2 separate regions of the Homo sapiens genome follow, and region 2 is linked to region 1. Evidence: read pairs that join two places in POLR2A ChIA-PET (ENCODE). Cell type or tissue: A673. All regions are shown on one strand. Links, peaks and the distances in the headings refer to the core of each region. The heading gives the core; the rest is flanking DNA.

Region 1 (8,319 bases), core at 223-8,222:
ACCATCCTGGCCAACATAGTGAAACCCCATCTCTACTAAAAATATAAAAATTTGCTGGGCGTGGTGGCGCATGGCTGTAGTCCCGGCTACTCAGGAGACTGAGGCAGAAGAATCACTTGAATCTAGGGGCAGATGTTGCTGTGAGCCGAGATCGCACCACTGCACTCCAGCCTGGGTGACAGAGCAGGACTCCATCTCAAAAAAAAGAAAAAGAAAAAGAAAAAAAGAGAAAATAATCCCAACTCCTATTTGCCAATCAGGAAATGAGGGGGGACGAGAAGGCTCAAGGGGTGTGTCCTGGGTATCCCCTCCCCCAGCCAGTGGGAAACCTGGAGGGGTCAGAGGGAGAGAAGACAGGTCTGGGGTCACCTTCACTGGGCTCACTCAGGGTAGGGGTCCCACATGGCTTCAGGGGTGGCTGTTCCATCTCCAGGGACTGGTCAGTGTAGGGCTTCTTCTGAACTCTTAGCTTAAAATTCCTGGTTATCTTTTCCCTGTCCCCAGTCCAGGACACAGCCAGAGATACCTGACTCTCATCTTCTCCTCCCTTTTGACACCCACAGCCTTCCCCGGGCAAGGACAGGCTGCTGGGACACAGGGTCACTCACTGTCCCCTCCCCATCAGCTCACAGTGGTCAGGGTGAAACCCTGGCAGCCGGAGAGGGGGGCATTCCTCCCTATGGAAAGGGTGAGGATGCCATCCTGGAGGGACTGCGGGGAGGGGACTGTCCCCAGGCCTCTCCCTCTTCAGGTCCTTTGGCCAGAGGCTGCAGCCCCTCTAGCCCGAGAGACAGGCAGAAGAGGGAGGAATGTCTGAGGGGGCCAATTACCTGCAGGGTGAAGGGGTGGGGGAAGCAGGGGACAGTATCCCAGGAGCTGAGTGGAATCCAGATTCCAGCTGTGTCTTCCTCGTATCAGATCCCTAGGAGGAAGGCTGGGGCTTCTCTGGGCCTTAGTCTCCCCCTCAGTGGAGAAGGGGATTATCTGAGTTACCTGGTTTCCATGAACTTGGGAGATAAGGGTAAGGCGGTACCCCACCTCCCATGCCCAGAGCCAGCTAGGGACTTCCAGGGGCCATCCCCTCTTCTAGGAGCCTCAGGCCTTGGATTGCGCCAGAAGGGGACAGGGCCTCCCCAGTGGGCCCTTGCAGCTGGCGATGGGAGTCGCAGGACCTTTGTGTGAATCTCCTTTTACACATACAACCTTGAGTCTCCAGGAGGCCCCACCCACTGCAAAGTCCCAAGAGGTTCCACCCTCAGTATGGCCCAGTGAGCACCCCTGCCCGCTCCAGGGAGCCATCTTCCCAGGGAGAAAGTCCAGACCAAGGAGCAGAGCATGCTTAACCCCTCCCTGCCCCGGTGCAGCAGCCCTGCCCTGTTTGGCTCGGGCCTGGGCAGGGGGAGGCGCCAGGCTTGGCAGGGTGATGGTGGGGGATGGGGAGGGCAGGGGCCCAGGGATTGAAGGGGGACCCACTACTCTCTAGAGCCAGCAAGGCTGAGTTTCCAAGACAACCTGAGAGGAGGGAGGGGGAGGCACCGGCCCCCGTCACTGGACTCTGATCTGACCAAGCAAAGGCTGGAGGCCTCCCCGGAGTTAACCCTTTCCTCACATTGACACTGCCCTGAAAGTCTGCTGGTGGGGACAGGACTGGGGGCTTGGGCCTCCTTTGGGGCTGCAGCTTTGGCCGGGAATAAGAAGATCTGTCCATCTCTCTCACCGACCTCATGCCAGCTGACCCCATCACAAGCCGTCCTCAGAAACCCACTGCCACTCCCTACACTAGGCCCCCGCTCCCCCAGCCCACACCTCTGGGCCTCCCATGAAGGAGGAGGAGGGAGCACCCATGCCGGGAAGCTGCCCACCCCTCGCCTGGGACCCAGCAGTCTTAGCCCTGGCTCACATCCCTGACTTGGGGGGCTCCAGCCCCAGGACGGCCAGTGGCCCCACCTGGCTTACCATTCAGGTGCTCCTGAGATGGGATCACTCTGCATTTCTTGAAGAACTCGTCAGTTTCCCTGTCCACCACCAGCAGCTTGGTCTCGTCCCCGCCAGCCCTGATGGCGGACACCACGTCCCCATGCTGCTTCCCCTCCATGCAGACCCCGTTCACCTGCAGGGCAGGGTCGGGGAGGCGTTACGGACACAGGCCTTGGTTCTGGGGCAGGTAAGTGGAGGGGGGTTGGGGGCAGGGGTGACCACCTTGGTTCTCAGCCAGTTTGCAGTTCACAACCTGGGGATACTGACCCCCGCCATTTCTGCAGAGTCCTGAACTAGGCTGGGGGTCCTCCCATTGACAGTCAGCTGGGGAGGCAGGATACATGGGAAGGGCCAACGAAAATATCCAGACGAGACTAAACAAACACAGCTGGGAGAGATGGGATGGGAGCGAGCTGGGAGGCCGGGGTGGGGCCCAGCCTGGGTAAGGACTTGCTGTCCGACTTCCTTCTCTGGGCCTTGGTTTTCTCACGTGTAAAATGAGAAGTCTTGGGAGAGCTGATCTCTAGCTCTAAGGTTCTAAGACTGTGATTCTGGGACCTGCCTGAGCATTTGGTTCACGTTTCCTCTCCCAGGAGCACAGCACCAGAGCCCTGAATGCACGAGTCTAAAAGCCTAACTCGGGGCCGGGTGAGGTGGCTCACGCCTGGAATCCCAGCACTTTGGGAGGCCGAGGCGGGCAGATCACTTGAGGTCAGGAGTTTGAGACCAGCCTGGCCAACATGGTGAAATCCTGTCTCTACTAAAAATGCAAACATTAGCCAGGCGTGGTGGTGGGCACCTGTAATCCCAGCTACTCAGGAGGCTGAGGCAGGAGAATCGCTTGAACCCAGGAGGCGGAGGTTGCAGTGAGCTGGGATTGTGCCACTGCACTCCCCCAGCCTGGGCAACAAAGCGAGACTCCATTTAAAAAAAAAAAAACTAAATAAATAAAGGCCTAACTCAGGAGAGGGGTTTTGTTACTGCCACCCCACTCTGTGTGCCTGGCAGCAGGGAAGCTCTGGAGATGGCCCCAGACATCTCCCTGATCGATGGGTGAATCACAGGCTGCCCACTGTATCTGCTTGGCAAGGAGGAGTCCAGGGGAGTGGAGGTAAGAGAAGAGTCCATCAGTCAGTCCATCTGTCCTTCCGTCTATCCATCCACCACCCTTCCCTCCCTCCCTCCCATCCACCCATCCATCCAGCAGCTCCAGGTTGGCTATGCCCGTGGGCTAATCAAGCCCATGATGGTATGATGGCTGCCCCAGGTGCTGCTGATCTGCAGGGGGTGGGGGCAGTCAGATAGGAAGAGAGCGAGAAGCATCACCTCCACAATGCGATCCTGGGCCCGGAGCCCTGAAGCCTCAGCCGGGGAGTCTGGGTCCACTGACCGGATGAACTGGCCTGGCTTGGACTTGTCGCTGTGCAGGTTGAAGCCATAGCCACTGGGGCCCTTCTTCATGGTACAGAGCCGAGGCCGAAGCTCGCGCTGCAGGGACAGGGGAGGGTCCATGGCTATTCCACAGTGCCCCAGGTTCTGCCTTCCCTGTCCTCTGCCTGTCCCCATCTCCCCAACCAAGGAAGGTTTGGGAGGATGCAAATTTGCCTAGATCCCTACACAGCAATTTGAGAGGGTTCTGGCCCAGGACTCAAAAGACTTGTGTGGATACCCAGCACCGCAGCTAACTGCTTAGGTGATGTGGATAAAACACTGCTCTGTCCAAGCCTCAGTTTCCTCTTCTGCCAAATGAGGGGTAGGACCAGGTTAGCTCTCACATGCCTGTCCCTTCTGACAGTCTAAGGTGAATCACATGCTGTGTTGATCGGGCCTCTATCCCTCCCCATTGGTGGCTCAGTCTGGCCCTCCTGGAGAGGGGGCAGAGTGTGGCACCCGTCAGCCTGGCTGGGGACCTGGGGCATATGACTGAGGACCCCCAGCCCCTTTGTACCCCGTTCTCTGCAGCAGGGGAGGAAGAGGCAGGTGTTTACTGAAAGCTGGTCAGTGTGTTTACAGTAAAGCCTTCCTCCATATACTCGAACTCTCTCTCACCCCCACCAAGCCGAATGGCCCAGCCAAAAGGGAGCCAGAAGGAGCAGATAACCAAAAACTTATTGTTCAGCACAGCAAGGGGACCTGGACAAGACGGGGCCATCCTCAGGCGTTCCAGGACCTCCTCCCCCGACACCGCTGCCCAAGGGCAGAGGTGGCAACGGAAGCACAGAGACCCCAGAAACAGAGGAGCCTGAATGGGGAGGGGACTGGGAAAAGCAGGGCTGGGCTAAAGGGAGCCCAGTGTGGCTGTGGCCTGGAGGGTGTGACCTACTAAAAGGGCACACGCAGATTTCGAGTGCTTGGACTCAGCTGAAAACAGTTTCCAACATGCTTGGTCCAAAGTAAGCAGCTCAGCTTAGAAGCTGCAGGCCTGGACACACAGTATGATGGAGGGAATATGGGTGTAGGCAGCCGAAGCCTGTGCCCAAGGACTACGCCTGAGTCCCTGTCCCTCTCCCCCTCCTCCAGGCCTGGTGCAGGGCCACTGGCTGCTGTCCAGCCTGCTGGCCCTGTGTTATCACTCAGCACATCAGACAATGAGCAGTGGATAGTCAAGGCTCCCAGCCAGGTTCCAGCTCCCCTGTTTAGGAGCTGTGTGACCTGGGGCAGGTCATTTATGGATCATTCTGACTGCCATCTGCCTCCCAGGGTTGCTGAGGCCCAGTGAGGTCATTGACTTAAACACTTTCTAACTGTAAAAAATCCCTGTGCACACCCAGACTTTCCCATTGTTGTGAATACTAATGAATAGTCATAGGAAGCTGGGAGTGAGATTCTGGTGGGGTGGGGGTGTGTGTGCCAGGCTGCTCTGAAACCCAAATCCCCAGCTGGGAGTGGAGAGGGCCGAGAGGGGTGGGAAGGCGCGCCCAGGAGGGCTTATGGGCCTCTGTCCCAACTTGCCAGCCCCAGGAGGCCGCCACCATCTGCAGGAGACTCAATCCCCAGCCTTTCGATCTCTGGGGGTGGCTAGAGGATGACTTTGCATTCCTTTAAAGGCTTGGGCAGGTCTTTCTTGCCTGGGTTTTCATACCCAAATCCAGGCTCGAGGACCCCTCACCCCAACAACAAAGACGGTTAAGTGAGTGGTAAAAACGTGAGTGGCTCACAAAGGCTCAGGAACCCTGAATGAAGCTCCTCTTGCCTTGTTCTCCCTGGCCCACCCCCTGCCTCACTGCAGGGCCCACTCCCAGCTAGTTCGGCTGTCACCTGCCCCAGGCTCACCCCCCGGCACTCCCACAGCCCTGTGGGATCTTGTTCCGGGAGTAAGTGAGGCTCTTCTCCCCTAGAGCTAATCCCTCCACAAAGCTCCCAGCCAGGCCCTCCCCCGGGCCGCCTAGGTGAGCAGAAACAAGTCTGACCAGTCGCCGTCACCAGGACAGGCGCAGCTTTCTGCTTCAGCCAGACACCCTGAGAAAGTGGGGAGGGTGAAATCTCAGGACAGGCAGGGGGCAGCTCTAGTGACCTCCTCCAACCTCCCTCCACCGTCCCTGCGCTCCCAAAAACCTTCCCATAACAACCTGACTGGGGCTTGTCAGCTGTTTTTGAGATGGGGAAACTGAGGCTCAGAGATGTGGAGCCCACTGCCTGACATCACACAGCCAGAACTCCAACCCTGGTCTCTGACTTGGAACCTGTCCTCCTTCCACCACACTGCAGGGTGCTCCTTAAGGATCCAAGTCCAGAATGGGGCAACCCATTGGGAGGTGAGGACCCAACAGGAGTCAGGCAGCAGAGGGCAGACAGGGGCTCTCTCCAGGGCATCGGCTGCAGCCTCTGCTGGAGGTAGGCTGGGAGCTGAAGAAACCACAACCTACCACAGCCTTCCTTCCGGGCGCTCAGGGCCTCTCGCAGCTGGAGCTGCAGCCTGAGCTGGGGGATGAAGCCTGGTGTGGGTGACAGGGCAGGGGCATGGCTGGACTGGGGGCAGGTGGCTCTGGGCGCCCCCCCCGGCTGGCAGGGCAGGGCTGTGCTAGCTGCCTTTGGGATGCCCATCCTCTGGCCCTGGTCTCTGTGCTGTGGGCTTCCCTTACTGATCTTCAGCCCAGTGCCCCTCGCCTAGTGACATATGGTGCCAAAGCTCCAGGGCCTGCTTTGAGCCTTGCTCCGCTCTGCCAGCACCAAGTCGTGCAGTTCAAGGGGAAACAGGGTACCCAGCCTGAGGGGCTCAGGTGCCCTCTGTTTCCTTCCCCTGCACTGGGACCTGCTCCACTGTTCTGTCTAGATGTGGCTCTGTGGCGGCTCCAGGACCTGAGGGGGTGGCTGGACAAGGAGATGGGAAGCCCCCGGTAGACCCCACCAGCATTTAGACAGCTCCGATGCACCTGCAGAGCCTCCTTCCCAAGTCCCTAGAGACTTCCTCCCCTCACATGGGAAGGGGGGTTCCCACTCTTCAAGGGAGACCAGCCTTGTTCCTCCTCACCCCTCCCTAGCAGGAGCCTCCCAGCTGTCTCCAGGAGGTGTCAGTGCCAGTTGCTGAGTCAGCCCATCAAGCCAGCCCATCCCAGCCTGGGTGGAGGCTGGGGCTGGCAGGGGAGTCCCTTGGGGCAGCCCCCCTGGGGATCTGTGGGGCCTGGCCTGTGGTCTCCAGGCCCAGCACTGAGAGGAGAAGATGGGGAGGTGTGGGGTACCTGGCCGAGCTCAGCCACCATTGCTCTTGGACCCTCACCGCCAAGCTGGGGCAGGGCTGGGTTCTGCCTCTGGGGAAAGGGGATAAATGGGAGTGACGTCCAGGCATGTTGGGCTTGGTGTGTGGCCCCCAGGATCTTAGGAGGAGCCAGCTACAGAGGGGTCCGAAGCATGGTGGGAGGAGGAGACTCAAAAGGAACATAGCCCCAGTGAGTTCCGGAGGGCAAAGTGGGACCTCCAGTGACGACGACAGCCTGGGAGACCCAAGTTCAAGACAAAATCAGGATCTGCTCAGAGAGGAGACTGGCAGAGAGCCAGAATCAACAGGAGGGAACATGAGGCCATGCAGCCGATGGGCAGCGCAGCTGGGCCGGGGTGACCCAGGGCTGGACAGGCTGGAGACTCTCACTTTCACAAAATGCTGGCTGGCTTTCCAGAAAAGACCCTGCCCGGAGAGCTGCCCCCACACCCTTCTCCCGGGGCCTCCTCCACCCTCAGGCTTCCTCCCTTCATCTGTCCTTTCCCCCAGGGAGCTTCACCGCGCCCTAAGTGGCCGCCCCATCACCTCCACCCACGCAGTCCAGGGAGCGGATGGCGGGCACGGAATTCAATAGGCGCCACCAGCAGTCACCTGGAAAGCTGGGGAAAGTCGATACCCTAATCCCAGTGACCGTCTCTGGGGAACAGGCCCAGGGCCGCTCCCTGCTCCTCCTTCCTCCCTTCAGGGAAGGCTGTGGGAGCCTGGGGGCCAACGCCCCATTGGGCCCAGCCCCTCCCTGGCTGATGCCATGGTGATGGGCCCTACAGAAACAGCCCAGCCCGCTTCCTTCGAGCCAGCTAGCTCAGGACCCCAGAGGAAAGGGGCTGGAGGAGTAGGAAGACCACTTGGGTGTCCAGGGGAACAACAGAGGTAACCCCACCTCTCAAGACTGCCCCTCCCCCAGCCCAGGGCTCTTGTTTATGCAAAGAAGACCAGTGCCCCATGCCCAATACAGGAAAATCAGCCCCAACAAGAGGATGGAAGGGGGCAGGACGGCGGGGGCAGGAAGGAACCCTGGCTGTTCTCAGGGGCTGGGGTGTGTGTGTCAGGAGTATGTTGGGTGTAAGAGCCATATTTGCTCTGGGAGACAGCTCAGTTTGTTCCCCAGATTCTGGAGACAGGGCTGGGCCTGGTGCCAGCTCTTCAAGGAAGCCAGGATGGAGACAGCTGGCCCTGCCTGGAGTGCTGTGTGACGGGCAGCCTGGGGGCACTGGGAAGTGACCAGGGGCTCCAGGCACTCAGCCAGTGTCCACACCTCTAGGCAGAAGGTGTCTTCTCCTTACCCTAGGTGAGGTACAGGGGGCTTGGCTGTCACTGGCCCCCTGCGTAGTGGCCCTGATGTCACCTCATTTTACTCTATGGGACCCCCTTCCACCCTCCACATCCCTCCAGGTCTGTGCGGGCGGCAGGGGAATGTTGGATGTGTCCATTTTAAAAAAAGTCACTCACTGCTCCTAGCCCTTGATCTCTTCCTTCCTATTTCTCAGTGGGAAGAGCTTTCCCTGGAGTCTGGTAGGGTGGGAACCAGGAGGGAGACACAAACTAAAGTGAGGTCTGCTGGTCTGACAGACACCCCCAGGACTCAGAGGTCTGAAACAGGTTCTCCTTCTGGCTAGTAACCTCTT
Region 2 (8,319 bases), core at 280-8,279, 310 kb before region 1:
CAAGCGATTCTTGATTCTCATGCCTCAGCTACTTGAGTAGCTGTGATTACAAGCGTGCGGCACCACGTCTGGCTAATTTTATTTTTTTTGGTATATTTTAGTAGAGACGGGGTTTCACCATGTTGGCCAGACTCGTCTTGAACTCCTGGCCTCGAATGATCTGCCTGCCTCGGCCTTCCAAAATGCTGGGATTACGGGTGTGAATCACGGCTCCCAGCCTTAAACACAATTTGAAAATGGAGGCGACCTGGCACCAGTGCTCACGCCTGTAATCCCAGCACTTTGGGAGGCTGAGGCAGGCAGATCACCTGAGGTCAGGAGTTCAAAATTAGCCTGGCCAACATGGTGAAACCCCGTCTCTACAAAAAATACAAAAATTAGCTGGGCGAAGTGGCAGGTGCCTGTAATCCCAGCTACTTGGGAAGTTGAGGCAGGAGAATTGCTTGAACCCAGGAGGCAGAGGTTGCAATGAGTTGAGGTCGTGCCATTACACTCCAGATTGGGCGACAAGAGAGAAACTCCATCTCAAAAAAAAAAGAAAGGAAAATGGAGGAAAGGGGGAGAGTCACACAACCTAAAGTGATGCGCTTGGATTTTGATATGTTGATAGAGGTTTCATACATACAATTCTGAATCCTTATTTAACTCACTAGTACTTTTTATGCCACAACATGACCCTGGTGACCATGACTTTAATAGCTGCTTAATTTTCTTCCAAGGAAATGTGAACAAAATAATGTCTTCATTTAGAAATATGACTGATGGGGGCTTGGCAGGGATTACTAGGCTCCGGAAGAGGCTGTGTTATCTTCCAGCCCAACTGTCCACATTTAGAAGTGACAACATTCATGAACTAAGTCAACATCCACCAAAAATAACATAAGATAAAGCTCACCGTTTTGGAACATGAAAATGACACACACAGACCTCACCCACCAATCTCTAAGCTGGGACAACAAACGCTTGCATTTAAACTTCTCTAAAATGTCAAATTAGCATATTCTTTCCCTCCATGTAAAGTTTCAATAAACTTGACTCAATCTGCCTTTATTTTAAAAACCTTACAAAAGATGTATTTAAATCCTTGAAAAAATTAACTTTAGGCTGGATGCGATGGCTCAGGCCTGTAATCCCAGCACGTTGGGAGGCCAAGGTGGGCGATCACATGAGGTTAGGTGTTCGAGACCAGCCTGACCAACATGGTGAAACCCTGTCTCTACTAAAAATACAAAATTAGGCAGGCATGGTGGCACATGTCTGTATCCAAGGTACTCAGGAGGCTGAGGCAGGAGAATCACTTGAACCCAGGATGTGGAGGTTGCAGTGAGCCGAGATAGTGCCATTGCACTCCAGCCTGGGCAACAAGTGTGAAACTCTGTCTCAAAAAAAAAGAAAAATTAACTTTATACTGTGTGCACAAATAAATTTCTCTTATACAGCTAAATATGGTTACATACTTTGTTTAAAAAAATTTTTTTTCCACTAATGACACTTCACATGTATTTCTACATAAACTATCTTTCTATTCTTCTGGGAATGTGTCCTAAGAGCTGACAGACGGACGGTTGAAAATACCCTCACACGGCTGGGCACAGTGGCTCAGGCCTGTAATCCCAGCACTTTGGGAAGCCGAGGCAGGTGGATCACCTAAGGTCAGGAGTTTGAGACCAGCCTGGCCCACATGGCAAAAACCCGTCTCTACTAAAAATACAAAAATTAGCCGGGTGTGGTGGCGGGCGCTTGTAATCCCAGCTACCTCGGGAGGCTGAGGCAGGGGAATCGCTTGAACCTTGGAGGTGGAGGTTGCAATGGGCCAAGATGGTGCCACTGCACTCCAGCCTGGGCAACAGAGCAAGACTCCATCAAAAAAAAAAGAGAGAAAGAGAGAGAAGGAAAGAAAGAAAGAGAGAAAGAAAGAAAGAGAAAGAAAGAAAGAAAGAAACAGAAAGAAAGAAAGGAAGGAAGAAAGAAGAAAGAAAGAAAGAAAGAAAGAAAGAAAGAAAGAAAGAAAGGCCTCAACCACCCAGGCTCAAGCAATCCTTTTACCTCAGCCTCGAAAGAAAGAAAGAAGGAAGGCAGGCAGGCAGGCAGGCAGGCAAGCAAGCAAGCAAGCAAGCAAGCCTTGACCTTCCAGGCTCAAGCAATCCTTTCACCTCAGCCTCCCAAGTACCTGGGTTTATAGGTATGAGCCACCTCTCCTGGCCAAGCATATATTTTTTTCTTTTTTTGAGACAGGGTTTCTCACTCTGTTGCCCAGGCTGGAGTACAGTGGCACAATCATAGCTCCCTGCAGCCTCGAATACGATCCACCTGCCCCGGCCTCCCAAAGGGCTGGGATTACACAAATGAGCTACCACATCTGGCCGATATTTTATTTTTATTTATTTATTTGTTTTTGAGACAGAGTCTCACTCTGTTGCCCAGGTTGGAGTGCAGTGGCGTGATCTTGGCTCACTACAACCTCCACCTCCCGGGTTCAAGTGATTCTCCTGCCTCTGCCTCCTGAGTAGCTGGAATTACAGGCACCTGCCGCCATGCCTGGCTCATTTTTGTATTTTAGTAGAGACGGGGTTTCACCATATTGGCTGGGCTTGTCTCGAACTCCTGACCTCAGGTGATCTGCCCACCTTGCCTTCCCAAAGTGCTGGGATTACAGGCGTGAGCCACCACGCCCGGCCCCAGTCTTTTTTTTTTTTTAATTGGGCAGTCCTCTGAATCAGAGTAAGTTCAGAAAGATTCTAGGAAAACCATGATCTTAATGAAAGTATTTAAGTAAAAATTAAAATGAAAATATAAAACTTAGAAGCAATTTAATTGCCCTGTATAGAAAATTGATCAAGGAATTAATCTGGCTTCATGGAGTAACAGTTTACTCCAGGGGAAAGCTTTACTGATGAAAATCTTTCTGTGTGGTATGACTCTTATTAAAAATTTAGCTCTGTGCTGCCACCTGGGCTTTATGGCTGGGGAGATCCAGTGATACTGAAATTATCTCCTGCCAGTACAGATGCTGTATCAGAGCCTCCTGCAAGTCCCAACTGGACTGTGGCCATGCAGAACTCCAGGGTTCTGGGCAGGTCCATGTCCTCTTTTGCAAGTAACTATTTCACTGGGCCCTGACCGAGATGGAACACCTAGTTCATGGGACATCAAGTGACCCTGTGGCCTGAGCTGCCCGTCACCAACTAGGTGTTGTGTATTACACCAACCGAATTAGGAGTAATTAACAAAAATTTTTTTCTTTTGTAGAGACAGGTCTTGCTATGTTGCCCAAGATGGTCTTGAACTCCTGGCCTCAAGCAATCCTCTCACCTCAGCCTCCCAAAGTGCTGGGATTACAGGTGTGGGCCATGGTAACTGGCCAATTTTTTTTTTTTTTTTTAAGAGACAGGTTCTGGCTGGGCATAGTGGCTCACGCCTGTAATCCCAGCACTTTGGGAGGCCGAGCCGGGTGGATCACGAGGTCAGGAGATCAAACCATCCTGGCCAACATGGTAAAACATTGTCTCTACTAAAAATACAAAAATTAGCTGGATGTGGTGGCACACGCCTGTAATCCCAGCTACTCGGGAGGCTGAGGCAGGAGAATCGCTTGAACCTGGGAGGCGGAGGTTGCAGTGAGCCTAGATGATACCATTGCACTCCAGCCTGGGCAACAAGAGTGAAACTCCGTCTCAAAAAAAAAAAAAGAGAGACAGTGTCTCACTCTGTCTCTCAGGCTAGAGGGCACAGCTCACTGCAGCTTTGAAATCCTTGGCTCAAGTGATCCTCCCACCTCAGCCTCCTGAGTAGCTGGAACTACAGGCATGTGTCACCACGCCTGGCTAATTAAAAAAAAAATTTTATAGATGGGGCCTATGTTGCCCATCCTGGTCTTGAACTCCTGGCCTCAAGCAGTCCTCCCACTTCAGCTTCCCAAAGTACTGGGATTCCAGGTGTGAGCCTGGCAATTAGGAGCAATTAACATAGCTCAGAAATAGTGACTGTCTCTGAGACAGGGATACAATGACTTGGCACTTCGTGTTTATTTTGGAGGGAAGGAGAGATTATTTTTGCTTGTAGAAGGGTAGTTGTATCTTGTTCCATGGAGGCATGAAGTTGTTTTTTCACCACGTTTTTTTTTCTTTTTTTCCGAGTCGGAGTTTCGCTCTTGTTGCCCAGGATGGAGCGCAATGGCATGATCTCGGCTTACTGCAACCTCTGTCTCCTGAGTTCAAGCGATTTTCCTGCCTCAGCCTCCAGAGTACCTGGGATTACAGGCACCCGCCACCACGCATAGCTAATTTTTTTTTTTTTTTTTTTTTGAGACGGAGTCTCGCTCTGTCGCCCAGGCTGGAGTGCAGTGGCGCGATCTTGGCTCACTGCAAGCTCCACCTCCCGAGTTCACGCCATTCCCCTGCCTCAGCCTCCCGAGTAGCTGGGACTACAGGTGCCCACCACTACGCCCAGCTAATTTTTTGTATTTTTAGTAGAGACAGGGTTTCACCGTGTTAGCCAGGATGGTCTCCATCTCCTGACCTCGTGATCCACCCGCCTTGGCCTCCCAAAGTGCTGGGATTACAGGCGTGAGCCACCGCGCCCAGCCTAATTCTTTGTATTTTTAGTAGAGACGGGGTTTCATCATGTTGGCCAGGCTGGTCTCAAACTCCTGACCTCAAGTGATCCACCTGCCTTGGCCTCCCAAAGTGCTGGGATTATAGGCATGAGCCACCACACCCAGCATTTTTCACCATCCTATGCAAGTTCAAGTATGTGCAGAAGCATGTACATGTGAGGGGAACCAAACAGGTGGACTGAGCCAGTCACCACATTGTTGTCTCTCAGCCCCAAACCCACCCTCTGAACTCTGCTCCGAGCCACATTTTCCCCCTCCTAGCTCAACCTGGTAGGACAGGCTGAGGGAGACTGCAAGACGAGAGAAAAAAAGGAGGGACGATGTATTTCCTGTTGTGAGCCAAACCACAGAACACTGCTGTGTGCTGGCATAGCTGATTCCAGGAGTGGTGCTGGTTTCTTGGTGGTTTCTCTACCCTCTGAGAGGCAGCAGCTGCCACTGGCCAGCACGTCCTTCTCCATTGGTCCCCTCCTCTTGAATCTCCATTTTATTTTGAGACACAATCTCTGTCACCCAGGTTGGAGTGCAGTGGTGTGATCTCAGCCCACTGCAACCTCCACCTCCCGGGTTCAAGCAATTCTCGTGCCTCAGCCACCCAAGTAGCTGGGATTACAAGCATGTGCCACCATGCCCGGCTAATTTTTGTATTTTTAGTAGAAACAGGGTTTCACCATGTTGGCCAGGCTGGTCTCAAACATCTGACTTCAAGTGATCTGCCTGCCTCGGCCTCCCAAAGTGCTGGGATTACAGGTGTGAGCCACCACACTTGGCCTTATTTTATTTTTAGATTTAATTTTACATAGAGACAGAGTCTCACCACGATGCCCAGGCTGATCTCACACTCCTGGGCTCAAGCAATCCTCCCAGCTTGGGCCTCCCAAAGTGCAGGTGAATCTTTTTTTTTTTTTTTTTTTTTTGAGACTGAGTCTCGCTCTGTCACCAGGTTGGAGTGCAGTGGCGTGATCTCTGCTCATTGCAACCTCTGCCTCCCGGGTTCAAGCCATTCTCCTGCCTCAGCCTCCCGAGTAGAGTAGCTGGGATTACAGGCACCTGCCACCATGCCCAGCTAATTTTTATATTTTTAGTAGAGACGGGGTTTCACCATGTTGGCCAGGATAGTCTAGATCTCCTGACCTCGTGATCCGCTCGCCTCGGCGTCCCAAAGTGCTGGGATTACAGGCGTGAGCCACTGCGCCCAGCCCTTTTATTTTTTTGAGGCGGAGTTTTGCTCTTGTTGCCCAGGCTGGAGTGCAATGGCGTGCTCTCGGCTCACCACAACCTCCACCTCTCAGGTTCAAGTGATTCTCCTGCCTCAGCCTCCCGAGTAGCTGGTCCGGCTAATTTTGTATTTTTTAGTAGAGATGGGGTTTCTCCACGTTAGTCAGGCTGGTTTCGAACTCCTGACCTCAGGTGATCCGCCTGCCTTGGCCTCCCAAAGAGCTGAGATTACAGGTGTGAGCCACCGCGCCCGGCCAAATCTCCACTTTAATAATCCCAATGTCTTCCCACTGTTCTCAGGTCCCAGGAGTGAGGACTGCACCCTGCAATCCCTACATTGTGATGCCTCAGTGTCCACTCCTGCCCTTTCCTTTCTCCACTACCAGTTAACAACTGCTGTGGTCTCAATTGGACCCTGACGGATGCACCCACGCATCCTGTTCACTAAGCTGTATGAGTCCATTTTGTCTCCCTACCTGAAAGTGCTGTCTGGAAGGGACTAACACCTTCTGAGTTTCCCATGCCCCGCCTGATGCTGAAGTGATCAATACTTGTTTGTTGGTTGTCACCAAACGTTCCTCACTCATCCTCTTCCTTGTACCTAGTCACTCACTCTCTTCCAGAAAGACTTGTCCCTTAAAAACCATCTCACGGCCGGGGATGGTGGCTCATGCCTGTAACCCCAGCACTTTGGGGGGCTGAGGCGGGAGGATCACCTGAGGTCGGAGTTCGAGACCAGCCTGGCCAACACAGCAAAATACTGTCTCTACTAAAAATACAAAAATTAGCCAGGCGCGCAGGCAGGCGCCTGTAATCCCAGCTACTCAGGAAGCCGAGGGAGAATTGCTTGAACATGGGAGGCAGAGGTTGCAGTGAGCCGAGATTGCACCACTACACTCTAGCCTGGGTGACAGAGCGAGACTCCATCTCGGGGAAAAAAAAAAAAAAAAAAAATCTCACACTCCTCCCCTTGTCTCTTTCCAGCTCTCTGGTGGGCAGCCCATCCGTCCCACCTTCTGTTTCTCTGCATTCTCTGGGTCTTTTCAGATTCAGTAAAATGAAAGGGAGGAGGGAGAAGGCCCAACACCCCCTTTGGTGGTTTCAGTAGCAGGAGAAAAGGACTTAGTCAGCTGTCCTGGTAGGAAAGGTAGTTAAGTCATCTCCTGAAACCCATGTGAGAACCATCGACAGGAAGTGACAGTGGGAACCAGGAGACTGCAGTAATGGAAAACACACCACAGTTCTTGAGATTCAGAAGTTTCATATCTTTATTCACACAAAAAAAGTCACAGCATTTCAGACTATTCAAACACACAAACAGGAACAGAGGGTGCCCACCAGTGACAGCCTCGTCCCTAAGTCTGGATCAAAGGCCACGCTGGAGGGTGGGGTGTCCTCTCGGGCCTCCTCTCTCAGCATCCCGTGGCTCCCTGCTCCCAGCCTCACTGACATCCCCAAGAGCAGTTACAACTGTGCAGAAACAAAGTCACTTTAGAGGAGGCTGGGCCCCACCTCATTGCCATGGAAAAAGGCCAGATTCTGAGGAAAAGACAGAATCAGTGCTACTGTGTCATCAGTTGGGGGATGCTGGGCACTCCTGGGCCTGGCTGGCATCACCTGCGTCCCAGACCTGGGGCAGAGAAAAAGGCAGGACCCTCCCCACTTGGCAGTACTGGGCAGCAGAGAGTGTGGGTCACTGGTCACGTGACAGCCCCAAACTGCCACGCAGACCTCTCTGATGTGATCAGCCAGACACTCAGAGGGCACAACGCTTTCAAGCAAGAACACCAGCCTGGTTCCTAAAGGGGGTGGGTGAACAACGCTCCCAGAAATCTTAAGAACCCAGAGTCCTGGAGCGCTGGAACAATACAGGTGTCATTGGGTTGCAGCGAGGAGGGAAACTTGGTGAACACCAGCCCTCCGAGAGGGCGGAAATACCACTCCTGTCTATTTCCCAGAGCACGTGCCTGTGCCTTGGGGCTCAAGAGCAGTCTTTTCATGGCGGCAACTATGGAATCTAAGAGGAATGAAGGAAACGGCGCCCTCAGGAGGTGCTCAACATTGGTGTCTGACCCCCAGGCCTCCTTGCTGAACCTGGTGAGAAAGCTGGGGTTGGTCTAGGAGCTCCAGCCCACGCTGATCAGGCATGCCCCAGGAAAGCAGACAGGGACAAGCGCCTCAACGAGACTGGGCACAAGGCCGCAAACCAAGCTGCTTTTCCTCTGTCAGTCTGATGTTACTCATTGGACCTGGCCAAGGAGCGCCTCTTCCAAAGTCCTCCATCCTACCCGGCTCAGAGCAGTCCTTCCCGTGATCACTACTTTCCTTGGCTACATCTAACTTTTTTTTTCTCTGAAAGATACGACTGGATGGATGCCTGTGACTCTTGAAGGGGTGGCTGCTTTTACTGAGGACGGCAGTTCATCTAACACTTTACAGCTGTAAAATGTGGCGCATAGGTGTGTAGACGTTGATGTGTCAGCAGA

Evidence for each region. Peaks named below come from ENCODE experiments on the same cell type or tissue, not always from the same donor. Only the 100,000 strongest peaks of a DNase experiment are listed, where the experiment ranks them.
Region 2: POLR2A ChIA-PET joins it to region 1 with 10 read pairs; 5 of 35 experiments call an interaction of 5 or more read pairs at or near these places.

Annotation. Positions count from the first base shown.
Region 1 is chr17:74,757,158-74,765,476 of GRCh38, reverse strand. NHERF1 (NHERF family PDZ scaffold protein 1) reads right to left here. Exons shown (of 6, transcript NM_004252.5): 2 at 3,304-3,465; 3 at 1,957-2,110. Among named protein-coding and RNA genes, the nearest start is that of SLC9A3R1-AS1, 11 kb to the right of the region's middle. RefSeq lists enhancers at 1,738-2,489, 5,142-5,889, 5,890-6,636, 6,637-7,384, 7,385-8,131. In A673, for the core only: no CTCF peak of the experiment used is centred there; DNase peaks (open chromatin) are centred at 4,826 and 6,506; H3K4me3 peaks cover 322 bases; H3K27ac peaks cover 4,029 bases.
Region 2 is chr17:75,064,645-75,072,963 of GRCh38, reverse strand. KCTD2 (potassium channel tetramerization domain containing 2) reads right to left here. Exons shown (of 6, transcript NM_015353.3): 6 at 7,078-8,319. Among named protein-coding and RNA genes, the nearest start is that of SLC16A5, 19 kb to the left of the region's middle. RefSeq lists an enhancer at 5,063-5,132. In A673, for the core only: a CTCF peak has its summit at 2,984; no DNase peak of the experiment used is centred there.